2 separate regions of the Homo sapiens genome follow, and region 2 is linked to region 1. A link is an interaction called in ENCODE POLR2A ChIA-PET data of the cell type or tissue named here. Cell type or tissue: B cell. All regions are shown on one strand. Links, peaks and the distances in the headings refer to the core of each region. The heading gives the core; the rest is flanking DNA.

Region 1 (4,395 bases), core at 190-4,189:
ATGTTCTAAGAAACCTTTTTTAATACAAAAGCAGGAGGTGGGTCAGATTTAATCCACTTTGTTAATTTCTGACCTATTGCAACTCATTTTACAAAACAACTGCTCAATTCCTACCTCTTCTAAGAGCCTACCTACTTGTACTTTCCCTCCCTGGACTTCAAAATCACTGGGCTTAGAGGGAGCTTAGTACCATGGAAAGAATATGCAAGAAATGTGGATTAAGCTCTGGCCCTGCTGCATGACTTTGAACAAAGCACTTACGATCTCTGGAGCCTCAGTTTACCCATCTGCAAAATAGATTTAAGATTCTTTTGTCTTACTTACCTAATAAGGCAGTTTGAACGTCCAATAGAGAAATGCATACGGATGTGACTTGCAAACTTGAAAGCACTACCCAGTGGAAGTACATCTGCACGGTGTCCCCAGTGCCCAGCCCAGTGCTTGGTACGCAGTCAGTGTTGACTGAACCAAATCCCAATGGTGGTATTAAGTACAGGTTTTTGTATCAGATAAATAGGTAAGTGCCTATGTATCTCCTTGGCTGGATGGAGAACTCGAGGGACACAGGCCTGAGGAGAAAGGACAGCATTTCTGAGGCAGGTTCCCCAGAAAGCTTATCTACTTGAGCTGTAGGTCAGAGTCATATTGCAATGGGTCTGGACTACAATGACAAGACTAAGGCATCTACAAATCTGGGCTTGTTAACTGAGACTATGTGACAGATAACCACAAACTGGGTAACTTAAAGCAATAGAAATTTATTCTTTCAGAGTTCTGGAGACGAGAAGTCTGAAAGCAAGGTGTTGGCATGGACATGCTCCCTCCAAAGGATCTAGGGGAGAATCTATTTCTTGCCTCTTCTGGCTTCTTGTGGTTGCTAGCATTCCTTGACTTATAGCCACATCGCTCCAATCTTTGTTCCATCTCCACGTCGCCTTCTACACTTCTGTCTTTCCCTCTTTCGGTCTCTTAGAGGGACATTTGTTTTTGTTTTAGGACCTGCCTGTGTAATCTAGGATGTCTTATCTCAAGATCCTTGATTTAATTACATACATCTGCAAAGACCCTTTTTCCAAATAAGGTCACATTCACAGGTTTCCAGGATTTGTCGACAGATCTTTTAGGTGCCACTATTAAACCTACCACAGTATCTTATTACTTCTACCTAACTTTTTACCTAAATATTTCCTATGTCATTGAGCAGTCTTCCAAAAGCATTATTATTATTATTTTGAGACAGGTTCTCAGTCTGTCACCGAGGCTGGAGTGTGGTGACATGATCACCACTCACTGCAGCCTCAACCTCCTGGGCTCAGGTGATCCTCCTGCCTCAAACTCCTGAGTATCTGAGACAATAGATACATGCCACCACCTCCAGCTAATTTTTAAAATTATTTGTAAAGACAGGGTCTTGCTATGTTGCCCAGGCTGGTCTTGAACTCCTGGGCTCAAGTGATCCTCCTGACTCAGCCTCCCAAAATACTGGGATTACAGGCATGAGGCTCCACATCCAACCAAAACCACTATTTTCATGGCCAATAACATTCCATGTTGTGGATATATTATAATTAATTCATTTTCCTCTTGTTTGGCAGTTAGGTTGTTCATAGTTTTCACCATTATAAGAAGAATGCATTGCGTGGGCTTTGAAGTCTTATATTCCCAGATCAAATTCTGACTCTGTCATTTACCAAGAATGTGACCTTAGTCAAGTTTCTTTTCTGAGCCTCAGTTTTCTCATTTGTAGAATGGAGATTATAATGCTTGCCTGGTGAGGTAACTTGGAGGATCAGGTGAAAGAAGATATGTAAAGTGGCCAGCGGCAGAATGTTTGGCACAAGTAAGAGCTTAGTAAATTGCAGCCACTCTTGTTTTATTAATATTGATGGCATCTCAGTTCATTTCCTTAGGATGGATTCATAGAAGTGCTGTTCCCAGATCAAGGGGTGTGGACAATTTTAAGGCTCTTGGTTTGTACTGTCAAATTGCTTTCCAGAAAAGCATTAGCAGAGATGCTCAATATTACCTAATCCTACATAATGACTACTATCATGGGCTATGATGATGACCTTAATCCATGGACAAGAACTTCACAAGTTATAGAAACAGGGTCAGGCTTTGAAAAGCTTGTAGTCTAATTGAGCAACTAAATTGCATACATGAAACAAGACAAACAAAAAAAATGGGATTCGTTAACTCAGCAAATGTTTATTGAGCACCTCCTATGTGCCAGCTACTATCCTAGATGATGGATATTATACATTGGCGAACAAAACAAAAATGGTCCTGGCCTTCATGCCCTTTTAATCCATGGGTCAAAACTAGGCTGCAACACTTCCTTCCTACAACAGAGCTCAGGGAAAGTAAAGATTCACAGAGACCAGGTGGATGGTGAGGCTTCAAGAAGGAAGAGGACCCAGACATGGACTTGAAGAAGGAGCAAGGACTAGAGGAAAATGAGTTGGGGGGTTTGGAGGCTTGTGACTCACTGTCCCAGATGGCTTACCGAGGGCAGGAGTGGGAAAAGGGCTGGGGAGGCTCCATACTGGAAAGCCAGGACAGCTTTCAGCATTGGCCTAGCTGGGGAGGTCGCATTTGTTTTGCTTTCAAAAATCAGAGACTCATAAAATTTTCTGAGCAGGGAAAGGCCCATGAAAGACATTTGGAAAGAATCGAAGGGTCTGGATGAGTCAAGCCTGGCATCAGAATGTCAGCCAGGCTTGGACTCTGCAATACTTGAAGCTGCAAACCTCCTCCCACTTCACAAGCAGGGGTTGGTAGTATGACTTGGTGATAGGGCTTACACTACTTGGCACATGAAGTCCTGAGCCCCATCCCATATCTTCCTCCACCCAGAATTTCTTTCCAGTGCTGATATGGTTTGTCTGTGTCCCCACCCAAATCTCATCTTGAATTGTAATCTCCATAATCCCCTGTATTGAGGGAGGTACCTGGTGGGAGATGATTGGATCATGGGGGCAGTTCCTTCATGCTGTTCTCATGACAGTGAGTGAGTTCTCATGAGATCTGAAGGTTTTATAAATGTTTCACAGTTCCTCCTTCACACGTTTTTCTCTCTCCTGCAGCCACGTGAAGAAGGTCCTTGCTTCCCCTTCACCTTCCACCCTGATTGTAAGTTTCCTGATGCCTCCCAGCCATGCGGAAATGTGAGTCAATTAAGCCTCTTTCCTTTATAAATTAACCAGTGTCGGGTAGTGTCTTTATAGCAGTGTGAGAATGGACTAACACGAGTGCCCAACACTGAGCCCTCAGCAAGCTCCAAGCTTCTTTGAGTGTCTGCCATTGCTTCCTGGAACCCTGGGGGTGAATGGATCTTAGTTGTTCCAGTCGTGGGATACATTAACCTGATATTTTGTTATTAACTGTCCAGGCTGTAAGTGTACCCGAGCCATTGACTCTTCCAGGAGTTTCTTCTTTTCCACTGCGATGTGGTCCTCAGGGGATGGTGAATATCTAATGATTGACCACTTCTGTGTTCCTGATCTAGTTTGGATATCTGTCCTCAAAATCACATGATGAAATTTAACCCCCAGTGTTGAAGGTGGGGCCTGGTGGGAGGTATTTAGGTCCTGGGGGTAGATCCCTCATGGCTTAGTGTTGTCTTCATGATAGTAAGTAAGTTCTAGTGGGATCCAATTGTTTAAAAGTATGCGGCACCTCCCTGCCCTTCTCTCTTTTGCTCCTGCTTTTGCCATGTGATGTGCCGACTCCCCCTTTGCCTTCCTCCATAAGTAAAAGCTATCTGAGACCTACCAAGAAGCTGAGCAGATGCGGGCACCATACTTGTGTAGCCTGCAGAACCGTGAGCCAATTAAACCTCTTTTCTTTATAAATTACCCAGTGTCAGGTATTTCTTTACAGCAACACGAGAGTGGACTAACACAGTCCCCTTTGGTGATTAATATACTATTCTATTAGGGATGGGGCACAGAGAAGGAGGAAGTCTTCTCTCCATTTCCACCTGACCACCCAAGCATATTCCAGTCAGTGGTGACCAGAGGTGGCAGAGGGAAGAAAATGTAGGGGACCCTGAAGGGGCTATGAGGAGACCCTGTGTATGCAGTGAACCCTTCTTCCAACCCAACCATGAGGCCACTCCTGAGTCACAGGTCTGGTAGGTGGAAGTGAGAGGTTGGCTCATTTAGAGTCTTTACAAAACTGAGGAAGAGCCACTTCTCTAATTTCCTCCCATTCCTGTAAATTGGACCTCACAATGCATGCCCTACCCAGACAGGCAGGATGATTGTCTTGTGTAGGGACACAGGCAGGCCCACTGAGGCCACCCCATGTGACTCATGCTCTGGGGCTTCCCTGGGCTTTGCTCTTGCAGGGATAGGGTGACATCCAATGACCCTAAGCTCAGGAGACCCAGGT
Region 2 (4,395 bases), core at 235-4,234, 190 kb after region 1:
TGCAATAAGCCAGTCATGTAAGTGTCTGCCAGAAAAACAAGTCTGTGGGAAGGACTGCAATGACACCTGGCTGAGTTTGGGAAGCTGAGGCCCTGCTCAGTGCTGCATTCCACATGGTGGGGGTAAGAAGAAAACTAACAAGTAAGACTCGCTGAGAGCTTACTTCCTTCCATCTATGTCTCTACATGCAATACCTCCTTTAATCTTTAAAACACCACCCTATGAGAAAGGTACTGTTAATGATTCCTTCTTTGCAGATGAAAAAACTCAGTCTCAGAGGAATTAAGCTGCCCAAGGTCTCACGACTCAGTCGCGTTAGGCTTGCAGCATGGTCTGTTTGACTCCTCTCTGCTGTTTTTCCTTCCTGGCCATTTCACTAGCCTTGAGGCACTCCCAGGATTCTGGAGGAGTCAGGACACAAAATGAAATACGCAGTAGCTGGAAAGGCCAACCAGGTAAAAACAAGATGCCTGGTGGGGTGTGCAGACAGGTTACGGCGGAAGTATTAGGGAGGAGGAGGGGAGGGGGCTCAAACAGAGGAAAAAGAAGTGGTTCTTTGTGGCAGGGCCTTTGGACAATTGGCAAGCCCCCAGCTGACCCAACTCCTGCTGCATCACGAGCTTCTTCTGTCCCCTATGCCTTCTGCCAGTCAGGGTGCTAATTTGCACGCTGGCCTTGCTTGCCCCAGAATGCCTTTCCACCCACCCTCTCCAGAGAGACTCAGATACAGCAAATATCCCTTAGATGCTTTCAGGTGCCATATCTCATTTAGATGCACTTTCAGATGAGGAAACTAAGGCTCAGAGACATTAAGTCACTTGCCTAAAATCCCACAGCAAATCAGTCGCAGTGCTGAGATTCAAACTTTATTTTTGACAACCTGATGTGGTTTAAATGTGTGTGCTCCTGCCCCCAATTTTTGTGTTGAAGCCTAATCCCCAATGTGATAGTATTAGGAGGTGAGGCCTTTGGGAGGTGATGTGGGTCATTAGGGCATAAGCCTCATGGTGGGATTACGACCCTTATAAAAGAGGCCAGAGAGAGAGTCCTTGCCCCTTCCACCATGTGAGGACAGAGCGAAAAGATGGCCATCTATTAGCCAGGAAATGGATCACTACCAGACACGGAATCTATTAACCAGGAAGCACCCAGGCTGGAGTGCAGTGGCACGATCTTGGCTCACTACAGCCTTGACCTCTGAGGCACAGACGATTCTCCCACCTCAGCCTCCCAAGTAGCTGGGACTACAGGCGTGCACCAACATGACTAGCTAATTTTTTGTGTTTTTTATAGAGATGGGGTTCTTGCTATGTTGCCCAGGCTGGTCTCAAACTCCTGGCTCAAGTGATTCTCCACCTCAGCCTCCCAAAGTGCTGGGATTACAGGCGTGAGCCACCGCACCCGGCCTTATTAGTGATTCTTAATTTGGGATAAATTGTGGGGCCCTTTGGATCCTGTCAAAAGCTCCCTTCCCCGTGTTGTGAGTGCCCACCCTGTGCGTGTGTGGGGCTCACTCACAGAGCATGCGCAGGGCAGTGTTCACACCCTGGTTAATAGCCTCTGCTTTATTCGTGATTTGAGGGGCCCCTCGCAGCAGCAGCGGTTTCACAAAAAACGTATAAAAATCTCTCAAAGACAAAGGCAACTTAACAAACTGGTTTATCACAGGGGTGGGCTGCTTCTTCACTGGCCCACGGGGACCCGGAAACCATCAAAAGCTGAGGCTGGGAAACCCAGCTTCCTGCTTCTGGCCTCAATTCCCCACCACTGTCACCACCATGACCACTAAAAATAAGACCAAACCCAGCCCACGCCCTCTCGACGTCGTTCTCCTCATGATTTAGCTGCCTGCTTCCTGTTGATCTTTCTTGTTTTATTTCACAGTCTCTGACTTCTGCTCACACCCCACTAGGCATCTCCCCAGTTTGAGCTGAAACAGGATTTAACCAGAAAGAAAAAGGGGTGGACGTGGGAAGCCGCAGGGGACTGAGGGTCCGTGTCCTGCCTCTCTGAATCCACACTTGCACCCTCCACCCAGTGGCTGCCCCAGGGGACTCTGGTCCAGACCCCATTCAAATGCTGCCAGGCGAGTTTGATGACTGCCTGGTCATAGGTTTTTGATAAATGTACTCGATCTCCCACCAATGGTTGTAGGGGTACGGAAGGCACAATCTCTATCCAGAATTATTCAATCACATGAGGTGAGGACTGGGCCACACAGGACACAAAATCTCTGGAAGCAGTTGATGAGAAATGCCATTTGCCCCTTCCCATTTGTCTCTTGGAAATTGAGGGTTGTAGGCTCAGTTTTCTGGTGGTGCCCCCAAATGCTTCTTCCAGCCATACTTTTTTTTTTTTTTTTTTTTTTTTGAGACAGAGTCTCTCTCTGTCACCCAGGCTAAAGTGCAGTGGTGTGATCATAGCTTGATGCAGCCTTGACCTCCCAGGTTCAAGTGATCCTCCTACCTCAGCCTCCCTAGCAGCTGGGACTACAGGCGTGTGCCACCACACCTGGCTAATTTTTGTATTTCTTTGGTAGAGACGGGGTTTCGCCATATTGCCCAGACTGGTCTTGAACTCCTGGGCTCGGGTGATCTGCCCGCCTCGACCTCCCAAAGTCCTGGGATTACAGGTGTGAGGCACCACGGCCAGCCTCAGCCATAATTTCAGACTCCATCCCTCCCAGGAGAGCTCCCTGGTGCCCTTCAGTAAAACTGAACTCCACTCTCTCCCGGTCTCTTGGCCTCCCTCTGCAATTTTTGTATTCATCTTCCTTGCTAGATTGTGAACCCTTGGAGGGGCAAGGATGATCTCTTAATCACTCTTTTTAGAAATTTCACAACTAATAGATGTTTACTATGTGGAAATATTAGAAAATTCAGATGGCTTCCCCACCACCTCCCCTGCAGAGAGGATAAAATGTATCCCTGATGCCCAGCTGGGACCTGTAACATTTTGGTGATCTTTCCATTTTCTTATGCAGACACACACACACACACACACACACACACACGCACGCACACACACCTAACAGAATGGAATCCAATACTCTATTTTGAGTCTATTACTCCTTTTTTTTTTTTTAAAAAAGTAAAGATTTGCTATAATTTTTTCATTTATTTATTTTTGTCTTTTTATTATTATTATACTTTAAGTTTTAGGGTACATGTGCACAATGTGCAGGTTAGTTACATATGTATACATGTGCCATGCTGGTGTGCTGCACCCATTAACTCGTCCTTTAGCGTTAGGTATATCTCCTAATGCTATCCCTCCCCCCTCCCCCCACCCCACAACAGTCCCCAGAGTGTGATGTTCCCCTTCCTGTGTCCATGTGTTCTCATTGTTCTATTACTCCTTTTTTAACTACTCGATAACCTTAAAACATTTTCATACCAACATTTTGCATCATTGAAAATCACTGCAGAGTTGTCTACCAGTTGTATCACAGTTTTCTCAATAAGCCCCTATTGTTGGACATTTAGGTTATAGTCATTTTTTTGAGACAGGATCTCACTCTGTCACCGAGGCTGGAGTGCAGTGGTGCAAACATGGCTCACTACAGCCTTGACCCCTTGGGCTCAAGCGATTCTCCCACCTCAGCCTCCCAAGTAACTGGGGCTACAGCCATATACCACCATGCCTGGCCAATTTTTTTTTTTAATTTTGTAGAAAGGAAGTCTCACTATGTTGCCCAGGCTGGTCTTTAATTCCTGGCCCAATTTTTTAAAAACAGCTTTGTTGGGATATAATTCGCATACCATAAAATTCACCATTTTAGGGTGTACAATTCAGTGGTTTTTACTGTATCTACAGAGTTCTGAAACCATTACCATTATCTGATTTTAGAACATTTTCATCACACCCAAAAGAAACCCCACAGCCATTTCTGTCACTGCATTTACCCCACACCCTGACACCAGGGGAACCGTTAATCTTCTTTATGTGTTTATGGATTTTTACTATTTTTTTTTCTTTTGAGACGGAGTCTTGCTCTGTCTCCCAGGCGGGAGGTGTAGTGGTGCGATCTCAGCTCACTGCAACCTCTGCCTCCTGGGTTCCAGCAATTCTGCCTCAGCCTCCCAAGTAGCTGGGATTACGGGCACCTGCCACCACGTCCAACTAATTTTTTTGTATATTTAGTAGAGACAGGGTTTCACCCTGTTGGCCAGGCTTGTCTCATCTCGAACTCCTGACCTCAAGTGATCCACCTGCCTCAGCCTCCCAAACTGCTGGGATAACAGGCATGAGCCATGGCACCTGGCTGATTTTTACTATTCTTGACATCTCAAGACATTCACATACAAATGAAATGTTACAATAGGTGTCTTCTTTCACTTAGCACAGTGTTTTCACGGTTCACCATGTTGTAGCATGTATCAGTACTTCATCCCT

The links. Peaks named below come from ENCODE experiments on the same cell type or tissue, not always from the same donor. Only the 100,000 strongest peaks of a DNase experiment are listed, where the experiment ranks them.
Region 2: POLR2A ChIA-PET joins it to region 1 with 7 read pairs; 2 of 35 experiments call an interaction of 5 or more read pairs at or near these places.

The regions. Positions count from the first base shown.
Region 1 is chr10:110,348,330-110,352,724 of GRCh38, reverse strand. No RefSeq gene overlaps it. Among named protein-coding and RNA genes, the nearest start is that of SMNDC1, 46 kb to the right of the region's middle. In B cell, for the core only: no CTCF peak of the experiment used is centred there; no DNase peak of the experiment used is centred there.
Region 2 is chr10:110,154,472-110,158,866 of GRCh38, reverse strand. No RefSeq gene overlaps it. Among named protein-coding and RNA genes, the nearest start is that of MXI1, 51 kb to the left of the region's middle. In B cell, for the core only: no CTCF peak of the experiment used is centred there; a DNase peak (open chromatin) is centred at 1,796; H3K4me3 peaks cover 1,030 bases; H3K27ac peaks cover 739 bases; H3K27me3 peaks cover 957 bases.